Regions from separate parts of the Homo sapiens genome. Here region 2 is linked to region 1. Evidence: read pairs that join two places in POLR2A ChIA-PET (ENCODE). Cell type or tissue: MCF 10A. All regions are shown on one strand. Region 1 overlaps LTBP2 (latent transforming growth factor beta binding protein 2). Region 2 holds the start of LOC105370567 (a long non-coding RNA gene).

Region 1 (8,000 bases):
ATATTTCTCACACTCAACTTCAGACTTCTCCATGGCTTCTCCCAGTCCTCCTGCCTCACTGGAACCATCTCCCCAGCCCTAGCTGGGCCCCATTCCTCAGCCACCCAGGGCCCGCAGGCAGTCTGAGGCCCCTGGCTCCGAGTTCCCTCGGGAAGACTTGTCAGCACACGGTGAACCTGGATTTCATGAATTCGTCGTTCAACCACCGCCAACGTGCACCGTCCCATCAGGCATTATGCAAAGGGCATCTTTCCCACCAAGAGCTTGCCACCCAGACTGGGGGGCAGGGGGTAGGGAGAGGCCGAGCATACCTGGTGCCTTCGCACAAATCACAAGAGGCCTCTCTGGGCAGCCAGTTTACAGAAGTTGCCCTACTTCCTTCAGGCTGATGTAGCGTGGTCCCGGTGCTGGGTGAGCAGAACACAGGCTAGATTTTGGCCCCAGGGTTCATCTCCTGCCTGGCACCCTTGTGCAGGACACAGCAGGTACACTATATACAGCAGCCCCGGGCCAGCCCCCTGCATGCGAGCATTTCATAACAATCCAAGAGCAGAGATGGAGGAGAGGGGCAGAAGCCAGGAGTCTTATGGCCAGGTAAGCTGTCCAGCCAGCATGTTCCAGCGCGGCCGTGGGGCTGGATCACTGGGGAATGCTTTCCAGAGGGTGGGAGACATGAGCCGGAGGAAGGGGTGGGGAGTGCAGAGAGAGCCACAAGCATAAACGGACATATTCAGGAATGTGCTGGCATGGTGTTCAGGGATAATCAGACCTGTCTGATTAAAGAGAAATAGGAGGAGTCAAGGATGAGAATAATAATAGCCAACAGTTACATAGTGCTAATCATATGCCAGGCACTGTGCTAAGCACTTTACATATATTAATTCAGTTAACCACCATTAAAATTAGGAAGTAGGTATTATTATTATCCCTTTTCCAGATGAGGCATAAAGAAGCTAGGTAACTTACTTAAGGTCACATAGTCAATGACTAGGAATCAAATACAGGCATTCTGCAGATATTCTAGTTCCAGAGCCTATACCACGAATCTTTGCACCATCTTGAGAACTATACTTCGGGACCTAGTACAGAAGGCCAACAGTCTGGGCCTCATCCTATGAACCTCATGCTTGAAAAGGAAGCCTTGAAAAAAGTGTTTTCACCAGAAAGTAACAAGGTTAAAAATAGTCATGGAAAACTCCCCTTGGAGGCCCCCTACCTACCCCTATTACCCACACTGCCCAGGGATGCTCCCCTCCTTGTCTCCTAGAGCACTTGCAAAAGCTTCCCAAGGGCTGGGTGTGCTGTAGCTGCTTGAGCATGTCAAACCGCTGGATGTGAGCTCTTAGAGGCGAGGCATGGGTCCAAGTCATCTAGTGCCTGGAATGAAGATAGAGATGGAGGGAAGGAGGGAAGAAGGGAAGCAGGGAGGGAGGGAGGGAGGGAGGGAGGGAAAGAAGGGTGGCCAAGTCTGAACAAAATCCTTGTCAGTTGCCCGACTCAGAGAACATCCCTCTTTTTAGCATCCTTTCTTCCAACTGGCCTGAATGAATGGAAGAATGATTAATAGGAAGTATGAGATTCACACAGGAGAAGGTTATTTATTCCTGGCTTACCACTTGGAATGTGTTATGGGGTCTAATTGCAGGAGACCCCCTCTTAGCACAGGTTCTTTGGGTGGGCAGACACTGGGAATGTTGAACTGAAGGACTAAAGTTGTGTACAGACGTGCTGCTGGAGCTCAGATCAAGGCCTGGGTTTCCCCTGGCTATTAGAACAGGGCATCTGCTCATGCCAAAAGGGGGTTACTCCTCCCAGGTCCAATGACAGAAGCCAGCTGTGCTGAGGGGCAGAGATCAGACTATAATGAGATTTGTCCACTGGTATCTCTTCCTCTGGGTATCTGCTGGGGCGTCAGAGTCCTTCCCACACAACCTGTCTTGATGAAATAATTGCTATACTTACTAAACACAGGCTGAGCACCAGGCACCAAACACACATGACCTTATAAAGGTCCCCTAACAAGAACCTAAGACATAGGTGTCTCTGCCCCACTATGACCTATGAGAAATTTGCGGCATGAAGGAGGAAGGTAGCTGGCCCAAGCTCACGTATCTCATGAACGGCAAAACCCACAGTCCTAAAGCTCAGGACTGCCAGGCTCTAAAGCTCATCTCACCCCTCCCATCACTGCAGCCAAACTCCCTCCACAAGCTGCCATGGTGATGCTGCATTAACTACAAGGAAGTGTATGAAAACCAGAAGTGGCTGGAGAGCTGCAGCCATGAAAAGGGAATGAAAATGCAAGGCAGGGCCTAGGGACCTGGCAAGTGCTACAGGAGATTGGAGGAGGGGCTGGAGGAAGGGGAGGAGAGACACCTAGGCTGAGGGGATTGAGCTAGGACTCTTTCCCAAAGCCACAGCAAACCTGGTATACAAACATCTCACCACCACTAACTTGGCCATGAGATGCTCACCTCCTGAACCCTTGAGTTCCCAGCTCATGGCCTTCAGGACCCTTCCACCCTCCATGATGCGCCCCCACACATGCCCATGCACAAGCTTAGCAGGTCTGGCTTATTGAACAGCAAACACAGGCCTGACTCCAGATGTGTTTACCCCACTCGTGGGCCTGCCCCGACAAGCACACTGTAGACTAAGGCAGCTAGGGACCTGGGTCAAAGATACACTTTCAGGAACTGGCCAAAGTCCCAGCCTGCCCTTTCCGCTCTCACAGGGGCTGGAAATTTACCCCGGGGCCATAAACAAAAGGAGATTTCTATGGGAACTAGGGCCCCAACCTGGAAAGCTTCCATTCAGCAATCTAGCAGCCCAAATCTGTCAACCTATGATGTGCCAGGCCTCTGCTAAGGCATTTTATTTTTTTATTTACTTGATTAGTACAGCAACCCTATGATACAGGAACTAGTGTCCCCATTTTACAGAAGAGAAAACTGAAGCACAGGGAGCCTGCTAACTTGCCCGGGGTCATCCCCAGCAGGGAAGTGCTGGGCCAGGGTCTTCAGGCTGAGCTCTGTCTGCCTCTGGGGGATGAGATTCCCTTCCCCACCCTGCTGCTCACCCTTGGCTGTGACCAGAAACCTCCCAGGTCTGGAAACACCTTCAAGTGCTCTGGGCAAATTCTCAAAGTTTCTGATGACCGCTGCTGCATTTCTGAAAGGCTCAGATAACCCCCGAGGCAGGGGACAAGTAAGAGTGGGTACGGTGAGACTTTGAACAAATGTACAGAACCATGAACCAAATAAACCACTTTTCTTTATATTAAAAAAAAAAAAAAGAGTGGGCACGGTGGCTCATGCCTGTAATCCCAGCCCTTTGGAAGGCTGAGGTGGGCGGATCACTTGAGGTCAGGAGTTCGATACCAGCCTGGCCAACATAGTGAAACCCCGTCTCTACTAAAAATACAAAAATTAGCTGAGCATGGTGGTGGGCACCTGTAATTCCCCAGTTACTTAGGAGGCTGAGGCAGGAGAATTGCTTGAACCTGGGAGACAGAGGTTGCAGTGAGCCGAGGTCATGCCACTGCACTCCAGCCTGGATAACAGAGCGAGACTCCATCCTCCTCCCCACCAAAAAAGACTGGGTGTCATTTATAGAGGACCAAAAATGTGCCAGATGCACTTACGTGGATTAGTCAATCCTTCTGACAATTCCATAAGGTAGCAATGATCATCCCCAGCCTACAGATGAGAACACTGAAGCTCACAAGGTTAAATCACTCACTGTAGGCTGCATAGCTAAGTGGTGGAGCTGAGATTCAAACTCAGGTTTATTTAAGACATAAATTATTTCACAATTCTGCCCTCACACGCTACTGCATTTTGTGGAGCCTCTGACCTTGTCCCAAGAACATCAAAAAAGAAAGAAATGTGGAATTAATTTTTCTCCCCTGGAAGGGCGTGGCCTGGCTGGGGTCTTGAGAGGATACCGCCAGACCCCTGCAGATGCAGACTCCCTCAAGTGGCCTCTGCTGCGGGCACTCGCGGGTGGACATGTTACATCGTGGGCAGGGCTGAGGCTCCAGGAGGAAAATGCAGCGTAGGCGACATCTGGAAGCAGAAATGTGGTAGCTCCAGAAGTTTTCATCTGTAATCTTTGTTTTGCAAGGAACAGGGATTTTTTTTCTTTTCAAAAAGTACTCCACTTCCTTTTAGACCTTTCACAAATATTTTTGTAGGAGAAATAAGGAGAAAAAAAAAAACCCACAGAATGCTTGTCGCAGCTACTCACTTCCACCATGAATCACAGACACAAAACCACAGCTATGTGGCTAGCAAAGCAACTATGTGTTTTCACATTTCATTATTGGGAATCATTTAGCAATCTTCCCGGTGTCATCTGCAGACAGATAGACACAGACAGACGAATACACCCCTCTGGGTCCCAAGCAGCCTCATACAACACAGTCATCAGATGACTTTGCAGTTAATCCATTTTCCCCTTCTAATCCTTTTCTGGGAAATTATCCTGCCAGGTTTAAATCTTCCCCTTTAGCCCTTCTGCAGAGGTGGGGTGTGTGTGTGTGTGTGTGTGTCTGTGTGTGTGTGTGTGAGAGAGAGAGAGAGAGAGTGTGTGTGTGTGCATGCGCCATGACAGGGGGAGGAGGAGGAGTGCCGAGACACTGATTCAGTTAATTTCACAAGTGGAAACAAGTGTATGTTTCAGAATGCCTCCCTTTTTTTTTTTTTTAAACTGTGATCATACTTTGCTAAAGTTATTTTCACCTGGGAAGCTCACAGTGCCTTTTCTGACCGTGGCAAATTAATTAACTGATGGCAGATTTAAAGATGGAGTAACTGGAAAAACTACCGGACCCATAAATCAGAAACCTCCTTTATGTCCTGGACAAGAGGTGAAACCTGATACATATTTGAAAAACTTGAGCTCAAAAGGAGAATTCACGGAGCCTGAAAAAATCTCCATTATGACTTTTGAGACATGTTCTCTCCACAGCTTCCACCCACGCCCCGCCACACACACACGCATACACACACATACCCCCGCAGAGGGAGACCCTCACTGAGTGAGCAGCCAGTTCTGTAAAAAGCAGCCGGATGGGGCGAACCTTCCCTGGGCCATCTGAAAAAGAGCTTTGCCAGTCTTTCCTCTCTTTTCTTGCTTCATTGCTCCCAGCCTCTTCCTTTCAAACAAAAATCCTACAGGATTTAAGTTGGCTAGATGCTATGAACATAGCTACAAGCTTGAAATGTTTATTGTCACTAGTTATTTTAAGTCCGGTGCTGGAAACTGTATACATTAACATTTTAATGAGGCCGAATGCTGCTCCAGGCTCTCACCGACTTCTGTAGTTTTCTGAAAAGACGCTGGATACCTTGCCTAACCCAGTACTCTGCAGTTTCCAAGCCAAGCTGGATGTTTCCGCACTTGCCTACGCTCACATGCCCTGGAGGCTGGTTCGCACAATGACTATAATCACAAGTTCTGAAGTCGAGGAGAGCTAGGCTGGAATCGCCCTTACCCTCAGTGTCCTCATTGCAAAGTGGGAGTCATGGGAATACCCTCCTCACAGGGTCATGGCAAGGACTGGCAAATGTGCTGAAGATCTTCCACTTGCCCCTGGATCCCTCTCCATCCCACTCTGAGTCCTGGGAGATTCCTTTGCCCTCTGCCTTCTGGTCCAGTTCCATCAGTGGGGAACTGTGGCAGGAGGTCAGAGGGCAGGAGAAGGGTGAGTGGAGGTGCAGATCCTCCCAGCTCCCTCGCAACAGGTACTGCAGGTGAGCAGTGGCTGCATTCCTCCACCAGAGGCCGCAGCCCTGTCCATGGCCCTCTCCTATAGCCTGAGCTACCCTGGGTTCTTATGACTGCTGGTCCCTTGCCCCTTTAGACCTGGAGGGTAAGAGCTTGCCTACGTAACTACCCTGGGATACTCCACCATTATTCATTGTTTTCTCTTGACTCTGCCAGTGCTTTTGTAAATAAATACATCGAGTGTGCCATCCCTTTCCTGCTGGAACTCTAACTGACCCAGACAAGAAAAAGTATTTGCTATCGAGTACTGAGCACTTACCTATGTGAGCCGGCACTTTATCCACATTCCTTTGTGTTATTCTGACCACAGCTCTGCGCAGCCAGTATTGGTATCATCAGTCTTTCACATTGAGACTCGGGGAGGTGAAAGAACACACTTGATAGCACGACTGGGGAGTAACCGAGTCAAGTGGAACCGGGATCTGTCTGACTCGTGGCCCATGCTCTTAGCCACTGTGCCGAGCTGTCCCCAGTATTAAATTAGGTGGTGCCTGTAAACTGTCAGCTTATTCAATAAGGCTCCATCAATGGTGGGTTAGAACAACAACCACACATACAATCGAAAACACCCACAGTCCTAAATGTTACTTTAGCATAACCCTAACCCAACCCTGACCACAATCCTAAGATTAAAACCTCACCCTAATGCTGCACTGCTAAAGTTATTCCTCTAATCTTACCCTAACCACTACCGTACTGTTAAATAGAATGTCACCCTAACCACAACCTTAGTGCTAGTCAATCTTAACCCAAACTTCCGCCATGGTAACCATAATTCTAAGCACACCACTAAGGCCATGATGAGCTCTGGGGAACCTCTGCACCCCTGTGCTCCTGGGTGCTGGTCCCTGTGCTATGCCATTTATACTCCACTATTTGGACACGACACAATTGACCAAAAGACATTTGTACAACATCCATGTCCTGCATGTCACTGAGCTGGTGACTCTAAAGTGGGGACAGCAAGGAGGAAAAGAATAGGGTAGGAATCTAGCACAATGCCTGAAACACAGCAGGGTGCAATAAATCCTACTGATGATGAAGATGATGATGATGAACTGGAAAAGGTAGCTTTCCCCATCACCGAACTGTAGGCTCTGGGAGGACAGAAGGTGAATAGCTCGTATCTCAGAGATTTGTTTAGGGCTGGACCTGGGGCAGGGCTGGGAGGAGTCCTCTCCTGAAACCAAACCCAGGATGCGGTCCATATATTCCTCAGCTCTGGGAGAATACTAAAAAAGGGAGTCACTAGGTTGTCATCAGAGAGTTTGAGATCTTCTTGGGCCAGATGTCCGCCTTCAGGCTCAAATGGGAGAAGGGGGAAGGTAGGAGGAAGTGTGTAGAAAGCAGACACCATTTCCCTTGAATCTGCCCAGTGCCCCATGTGGGGAGAAGGCGGGGCCTCCTCCCCTGAGCACTCAGAGGCCTGAGCTCGGCATCCTCACCAACCCAGAGATGTCTGCTCTGTGCCCAGCATGAGAAAAGGAAGAGGTTGCCGGCTTTATCACGCAGAAGAAGGAAGGCACACTGGCCCCCACCTTCCTCACAACCTCTCCTGGGACTTCTAGGCTCCGGATCAAAGCATAGCTAGACCGTGTGCCCTGGGCTACATCTGCCCAGAGCTGGAGTCTTTTTATCATCCCACACCTGTACCCCCTAAGGCCAGCCGTGGCCTGCTCAGGGCCTGACCTCCATGGATCTCAGGTATTTGTGTGGGTTGGAGAGATGCACGTTAACACTACAAAGGCCCAGAGATCCATCCCCCTTTCAGGGGAACCTCGAAGGGACCTCAACAGCCAAACCCAGCTGGAAAGGACGGCCTTGAAGCAATACACTTTGTAAGGGAAATAGGAGACATCTCTCTCCTTCCCAGAAAGAAGCCAGGTCTAGTATCACCACATACAGCTGCACAGGCTGTGCACTGCACAACTCTTGGGTTACCTGTCACAGAGACTATAATGTGAAGGACAACCCCTGGTGTTGTGTCCAACAGCTGAAAGGTCCAATGCAGAACAGCAGGCGTCCCTCCCCTGCCTGGCTGGAACACAGTGCCTCAGACCCATCTGGCCACTCCAAATAGTCTCTGCTGGACAGGGATGCACTGGGGCTGGCAGAGGTTGAGTGCCAAGGGACCCTCCACAAGCCTTAGTGTGGCCCATCCACATTTCTAGAACCTACCCTCTGCAACAGCAGGGAGATGGGGCGTGGGT
Region 2 (8,000 bases), 83 kb after region 1:
TCAGGGTGGAGACTGACTACAGTTAAATTTTTTTGGGAGGAGACAGGGTCTTGCTATGTTGCCCAGGCTGGAGTGTGGTGGCTATTCACAGGTGTGATCATAGTGCACTACTCTCTCAAACTCCTGGGCTCAATTGATCCACCTGCCTCAGCCTCCCAAGTGCTGAGACTACAGGTGCATACCACCACACCTAGCTATAGTTTTTTGGTTTTTTTTGTTTGTTTGTTGTTTTTACCTTAGCAAATACTATGACTTTGAAAAAAAATATGACCTTGGAAGGAACTCCTGTAGGTGAGCGGCCCTCAATGTAAGCCTCATTAGCTTCTCAGGAAACTGGCCTCTGGTAGCTGGACTTGCTGTGAGGCTTGGGCACATAATATTTTAAGGTCTGTAAGTTTTAGCCACATCCTGGGTGTGTGTGTAAGGGAGGAGGGTGGCTCAGAATTGTTCTGGGCTCTTCATTTCCTCAGTGCCCTTCAACTCTGAATCCATGTCAGGAAGACCCTGGCAAGACTGAGGAGGGAGAGCAAATGGTAACTATGGCCATAACTGACAGTGAGTTTGGCCCCTGAGGTTGGACTTAGTAGCAGGAGACATCAGTATTCCAAAAGCCCAATCACTCCTCTTCTTTTGCATTTTCCTTTAGTTTAGTCCTTTAATTTTTTAAACCAAAGTTTCTTCTGAAAAAATTCTTGGTTTGTCTTTGCTGAATGGAAGAGCAAAGGAATTTAGCTATACCCAGGTCAGGCCAAGGTCAGTACCAGTGGACGTGGGAGAGGCAATGTTGGAATTAAGAGGATGTTTTGTGATTTACAAAACACTATTCACATCCATTGTCTCATTTAAGCTTTACGTGCCCTCTGTCGGGTACACTTGTACGTTGTTAGAATCACTATTTCCCAGTTAAAGTTAAGAGCGACTAAGCAATTTATGCAGAGTATACACCTAGGCAGTGGCAAGTCAGAAATTTGAACCCAGATCTTCCAAATTCAAATCCACAACATAACCAAAGACAACTGTGGATAGTGGTTTACTATTGCTAACTACTAATTTTTTTTTTTACACTTAGTGTCAGACACAGTACCGGCACTTTTCATGAGTTCTCTTATTTAATCCTCATATCCTCTGGCACGAGCCAGGTTTGAAGGATGGGGAGGTAGCAGGGAGGAAGGACGGGATGGGCCTCATTCCTTGCAGAGTGCACAGAACAAGTAAAGGAACAAAGGCAGGAACGAGCTGAGATGGTTCAGACCACGTTCACTGAGAGCTGGTGGTGCTTCACAGCCACCGTCCTTGGGCCTCTGGCCTGGTCAGGTAAGCCTCCTAGAACCTTTCATCTTAGTAAAAATGGGCTGTGCCCATGGAAAGTGGCCTCTGGCTCAGCCCTGGAAGCAACAGCTGGAAGAGGCCTGTGGCCTGTCACTATCCACACGGTTGCTTCTCTGCAAGACAGAGGCCCGCCACGGTGAGCTGGTCTGTCCAACCAGCTCCTGAGTTGCCAGTCAAATGATGGGCTCGGCCTCAGCGCTCAGCTTTGAAGTTTAATGGGGATCCTGGTAGCCCACAGGTCTTGGCCAGATCTTGCCCTTTAGTAAGTGTCTTCTTCCACTTCCCATCAGGGGCCTGGAGCCTGGCCAACTCCCTGAGGCATCTCTCCCAGCTTATTTGGATTGAGGGATGGAGGGTGCCTCCTGCCCTGGAGAGGGAGGTGGAGAATGGAACCCGTACCCTGATTGGGAAACAGAAACCTCAGGAGGCACCAGGCAGCAGGACTGGACAAAGAAGTGCCGGCCAGACTGGCTCCCTGGGGTCCCAGAAGTCACAGACCTACACAATGTCTCCCTGGGTTAGAGGATGAACAGAACACTAGCAACTCTCTTACCAGTGTTCTCCAGACTTGTCTGTCCTGCCCCTAACTCCACCTCCTTTGGGCTTGTGTGAGAAAACGTGTCAGAGCCAATTTGACACCTACATCCATCCACTGGACATGTAATCCTGCGCAACTTACTTCTCTGTACTTCAGTTTCCTCATCTGTAAAATGGGAATAATGATTGTCTTCAGCTTATAGAATGATGTGAATATTAAATGAATTAACACAGACAAAGTGCTTAGAATAGGGCCTGGCACAGAGTAAGCATGTATTAGATGTTGGCTGCTATTATTATTATTATTACAAGAGTTCTGAGATTACTCCCTTAGGCCCCAGTATTTTCCTCTGGGGTGTTTTTTGTCACTTTCTGTCACTTAAAATGGATTGAGATTTTAGGGCAAACACTGGAGAAGCTTCTCAATTCCTCCTAATGGGCCTGCTGAGGGTGCCGTGGCTGACTGTGGGCACCGGCTTGCTGCTCCTCTCCTGGCCGCCTCCAGTTCCAGGCTGCTTTTGCTGCTCTGCCTCACTGGTCTGTTCGGAGTATCCACAGCTGCTAGCTGGAGAAGCGGTGTTAATACCTCATTAGCACCTTCGGCTGCTCCTTGTGGGCACTAATCACTTCAGTTTGCTGCCTCTGGAGTGACTCTGTGCTGCCTTTGAAAAGCAGGCCATGTGATGGCGCAGAGACTTCTCCAGCTGGTCCCAATTCCCTCCCTCAGATTGTTACTTTTACCCAGGAAGTGAAACAACTTACTGTTTACATTTTGTATACACACACACACACAAATATAAAATTTTTTAATAGATCAAATCCTTACTCCTTCATCAGGACCTGAAACTAAACCTGTAAGCAGCTTCTTCCAGAGCCTTCCTCTTCTTCCCCAGTCCACACCTGCAGACCTGCCCCTCACCCGTGCCACCCGCGGTTTGTACAGGAATCAGACAAGAAGGCAAGGGCCCGAATTGGAAGCAGATGTTTGGGACGATGAGTGAGGTTGGGGTGGAGACAATAGGAAGGACGTAGACCCTGCTAGAGCTGCTTGTTGCTCTGACATACCGCCAAGGCTCAGAAAAATAGAGTGACTGTTCCTGGTTAAATACCCAGCTGTTACTCGTGCCAAACTTTCCTGGGCCTCAATCCTCAGAGTCTCTGGCTCTGCTTCCAAAGTTCTCCATATCCTCATGCCAACCACTATCTTGGCCCCTTCTTCCCACCATGCCAAGCCCCCAAGACCAGCCATACCCCTAAAAGTCAGGACTGGAGTTTTACTCACCCCGCCCCACAAAGCTAACCCACGATGCCATTTTTTTGAAGCCTAAACTCAAGATATGGTCTGACAAAAGAGGTTTTGCTGATTCTGGGTGTGAGAGTCTACTGGAAGACATGGCTTGGACGCCAAGACCACAGAGTTTTCAAGGTTTAGAGGGATGATAGGTCAGAATTGTTAAACCAGACCACTGCGGAGTATGCAGATGGGTGGCTGTTGACTGCACCCACTTTAGAACATCTCCAGAGCTGCACATGAGCCTGCCAGGAGCCAACAGCACATTTGTCTACCCTGACTGTGACATAAAATGCTAGATCTATAGGAGAACACCCAAGTTTAATTCCATTGTTTTGATTTTTCAAGGAGACACAAGTTGGCATCATCATGAACAAGGTTTCAGAGAAATCCCATTGGAAAGAGAGGCTAAATAACTGGTTTTCTAAAGGCGATGGCCTGACCCAACCCCTATCCAGAGCTGTGATCCCAGTCAGAAGCTTAGGACATCAACTTTAAGATCTGCCCAATCCCCAGGAGGAATAGATGTCAGCTGCTGTATACGACAGAGAGATAACCAGGGACTCTAGTTTCCTGGTTTAATATTAAGGGAAATTCCACTGAAGCTCAGTGTTTCCACCCATAGTGGTCACAACCAACCAATTTCATGGGTGTTCATAAAATTGATTTGCCTTTTCACGCCTCTGAGTTTATTGGAAATGGTATTCCTTTGACTTTCCTCTGCCACACTGATTATAACCATAGCACAAACCCTTTGATTGCTATTAGTGTTGGAGATACCTCCCTCTCCCCATCCACTCAAGATTCTAATTTCATTCACTGAGCTGCAGGCTATTGGCCAGTTCCCTATTGCCAAAGTCAACACTTCCGGTCTGCTTTGTCTGGGAGAGCAGATTAAAGGGAGAGTGGGCCCTAAGATTACCGAGTCCCCTTTCCCAGGCTGTCCCAGGACCTGCCCAAGTGATGGCCTATTTATGGCACAATAATGCGCTTGCTCCTTGGGTCTCTTGGTTTGGAATCTATCTTTACAAGGGTTCTTTCTTCTCTGAAAATCAACAGGGAGAGAGTAACTTCCCTCTCTGTAGGAAGCTAGACTAATTTCACTTGTAGCAACAGCAACTCTATAATATAGAAAGTCTCCAAATACATAAAGAAATGCTCCCCACCAAGTAAACAGGAGAAACTATTGAAGGGGGGGACAGTGGTGATGGGTTTGGGTGCCCAAGCTTCAGGAGAAGGAAACTCTAAGGAAAATAGATTGTTTATATCTGTCTCCCAAGATTGTAAGCTTCTCAGAGGCCAGGATCACATTCTACCTTGTGTGTCCCTAGCTCCCCGCACAGTGCTTGATACATAGGAAACGTCTGCTGAAATGCAGAGCTGCACAGAACTCAAGAAAAAAAAAGGGAGGCTACAAACCCAGGGATGGAACAGAAATACCTGACTGGGAGGGGAGGAGGTTAGGAAATGAAATGACAACTTAGAGCAGGATTGGACGTAGGAGACCAAGCACAAAATGATGACACACACATAATCTTCCTCTTGCACAATAACACAACATTTTGTTTTCAACATAACATAAAAGCCATCAAAGGCTCTCTAGCTGGCTTGCAAATACTCTGATATCCCTGACTCTGCTAATGGGCAAACAGAGGAATGTCTTGGCAACTCCCTCAAGTGGGAGTTCTGAGGAGAGAGGAAACATTGTTGGTCTGTAGAAGAAGGGAAGATTCAGAAAAACTCCTTTATGTGCAAATCCATAATGCAGGTGAAGTGGGGGGTTGCAGAAAGAGCGACTTCACTCAAGAGAGTTACAGAAACCCCCTCACCCTGGAAAAGATACTATGCTTATGGTTTCAACAGAATAGTTTCATAGTATCTTCACAGTCTTGTTTAGGGTGTGTGTTGTCTCCCTTTAACTCTGGCATTCTTGAAAATGTTTGCTTCCTCAGTGAGATATCCACCAGGAATTTGGCCTTTGCCAAATGGTGCTATTTCATATGAGCAGAGTTTAGAGACAAAAGATTTATTCCAATAAGTCTTTTTCTGCAGACTTAATTACCAGAGATAAACATCAGGGTATTATGTAACATATCTGACCTCATTATTTCATTTGATACCTATTGAGTTTCCACCAAAGCAAGGATACTAAAATTTCAGGGCCTTTTTCCTCAGTTATATCCTCAAGGGTGTCTTGTATTCTTTATATAGAATTCACTTAAACTTGGAAGTCACTTTGCTCATTAGTTGGTAGTCTAAGGAACTTTCTACATGCAAAAGATTCTAAAGCCATTACTAATAGCTGTATCTCTTAAAATCTCTCTACCCTGCATGAGTAGGGCCTTTTCCCATAAATCCCAAATCCCCAAGTGACTGATAGGTAAGCCAAGGTATAAAGTGTTAATCTGTCACACACAGCATCACCAAGTGAACAAGGCAGAGTCAGCGAGCACAGTGGCCCAGTGCCTGGGCTGTTTCTTAGTCTAAACTAATCTGCTAGAGACAAACCAGAAATGTGGAGTTTGGGCTTCGACACGAAACAGACCCATGTTCAAATACAGCTCTACCACTTGCCAGCTAAGAAACCTTGGCAGTTACTTATCCTCTGTGTGCCTCAACTGTGTTTTGTGTAAAATGGAGAAAACAAGACATACCTTGCAGGGTTGTTGTGAATGAGACAATAAATACTAAAGCTCCTAGCATATGGGAAGAGCTAAAAAAAAAAAAAAAAAATGGTAGCTATTATCATGATTCAGTAATCAGGTGAATTAAAGGAAGTCAAGGTTCCTACCACATGACATAGGATTGAGATACAGCTCCCTCAAATACCTCTTCCGTCCTTACAGGATCATGCAAAGGAGGAAGTCTCTTCTGACTTGGTGTCTTCTTCATGAATGTTTGGGCCAGGTGTCTTGAGTACTCATTCTCTCTGGCCTGCCTGGACACGGCAAGGTGAAAAACAGAGTCACCACCCCCTGGGAATTTCCACACCAGTCATCGACTCTAGCATTCTCAACTGCCCCCAGACCCATACAGCCTCCTGCTACAGAAACTACCAGGGCCCTAAGTCACAGTCAGCATGGTAACACACATACTATATATAGGAAAACTTTTTTCCCAAGAACTCTTAAGTTATTAGTCGATTTTCTTAATTGGTTAATAGCATCATTTTGCAGGTCAGGAAACTGATACTGAAAGAAGGTTGTCTTGCCCAAAGTTGAACCACGGGAGTTAAAAATAAAAATATGAACATTTGGCTGGGCCCCATGGCTCATGCTTGTGATCCCAGCACTTTGGGAGGCCGAGGCAGGCGGAATACCTGAGGTCAGGAGTTCAAGACCAGTCTGGCCAACATGGTGAAACCCCGTCTCTACTAAAAACACAAAAATTAGCCAGACATGGTGGCACACACCTGTTATTCGGGAGGCTGAGGCAGGAGAATAGCTTGAACCTGGGAGGTGAAGGTTACGGTGAGCTCTGAGATCATCCCACTGCACTCGAGCCTGGGTGACCAAGTGAGACTCTGTCTCAAAAAAAACAAACAACAAAACAAAAAAACAAAAAAAATTCAAGCCCATCAATTCATGGTTTTCTATCCTTTGAGGGTCCCATTTTGCAAACTTGATGCAAACGTGTCCAACGGTACCTTCTTCGAGAAAACACCCAGTGACACGAGATGCCTATCCTGCAAGGAGTGCTGGAGGCCCAGGGCCCCTAGAGTCAGAAACATAGGATACAAGTAAATTCCTGTCAACAGGATGGACCATCTGGTAGAGGACATAATGAGGTTTATAAAGAAGCCTCCTCTCCTACCTCCAAGACTGACTTCTTCCTAGAGTCATACCTAAAAGATGAACTCCTAAAACCTCACTTGGAAATTTGCCTGGTTTGCCAGGTGAACCTGGTCTCAGGCATTCACAGCCATCACAGACTACAAAAGCCATGGTGGCCTGCTTATTATTGGGTATTCCAGGGAAATAGCAACACAGGCCTCATCTGGATAAACTATCCATCATCTCCCTGAAGGGAGGCTACAAGGGGAACTAGATGGGGAGTCCCACTCTGTTCTTGCAAGGTGACTGGATGCTATGATTCTGTGCTGGTGTGTCTGATCCCTATCCCTAGAGGTACCAACATTGCCACTATCCCATGGTTAAGAAGCTGCTGCTGGCTAGTATTGACAAGTCAGGGCTATATCGACAGCCTGAACAACTGTGCTAAAGCCACCTCTGATACCATATTGAAAAACCTACAGGTATCATTCCTTGACTTCTGGAAAGAGACTGTGTTCTCCACATCTCCTTCCAGGAATTAACTGCCCATCTTATAGAGACCACACCTGAATTCACTCCAGAGAACCAGGTCCCTGCTGTGGCTATCATAAAATGTCCTTATATGAGCAAAATTAAAGCAAACTAAATCCGGGAGGGGAAAAAAGGGATATTTATAACAAGGTATATCTGAACTCTAGGCAGCACCACTCTATTGGATACAAACCAAGGTCAACATGACCTGCAGATCTCTAAATCCACCCTCCTGTACTCCAAATAAAAGCTAAAAAACAAAAACAAAAAAAACTAAGCTCACCAATAACTTTGGGATAGCTGTTAGGTGGTGTGCAGACTCAGTATTCTGAGTTAGAAATACTAGCCTATTCCACAATTTTTGAGACATTTTAGTGCTGAGTCATTTTTAATACTACTACACATACATGATACTCAAGAATTTCCTGCTGACCAGCCTACAAAAACTGCTTAGGGTTTAGGGTATAAAAACAAAGGAGATCCAATTTGGAGTATCTGGAGGAAAAATCTTTACAGAAATAAGATACTTTATAGTCTTA

What was found. ChIA-PET counts read pairs that join two places held together with the same protein. Peaks named below come from ENCODE experiments on the same cell type or tissue, not always from the same donor. Only the 100,000 strongest peaks of a DNase experiment are listed, where the experiment ranks them.
Region 2: POLR2A ChIA-PET joins it to region 1 with 12 read pairs; 5 of 35 experiments call an interaction of 5 or more read pairs at or near these places.

What each region holds. Positions count from the first base shown.
Region 1 is chr14:74,567,755-74,575,754 of GRCh38, forward strand. All of the region lies in intron 3 of LTBP2 (latent transforming growth factor beta binding protein 2), which reads right to left. Among named protein-coding and RNA genes, the nearest start is that of LTBP2, 40 kb to the right of the region's middle. In MCF 10A, a CTCF peak has its summit at 5,777 (motif pointing right); DNase peaks (open chromatin) are centred at 2,757, 4,337, 5,437, 5,797 and 1 weaker place.
Region 2 is chr14:74,651,068-74,659,067 of GRCh38, forward strand. LOC105370567 (a long non-coding RNA gene) reads right to left here and starts at 6,457. Exons shown (of 2, transcript XR_007064268.1): 1 at 5,987-6,457; 2 at 1-2,431. It also overlaps the pseudogene LOC100419503. In MCF 10A, no CTCF peak of the experiment used is centred here; DNase peaks (open chromatin) are centred at 1,674 and 4,684.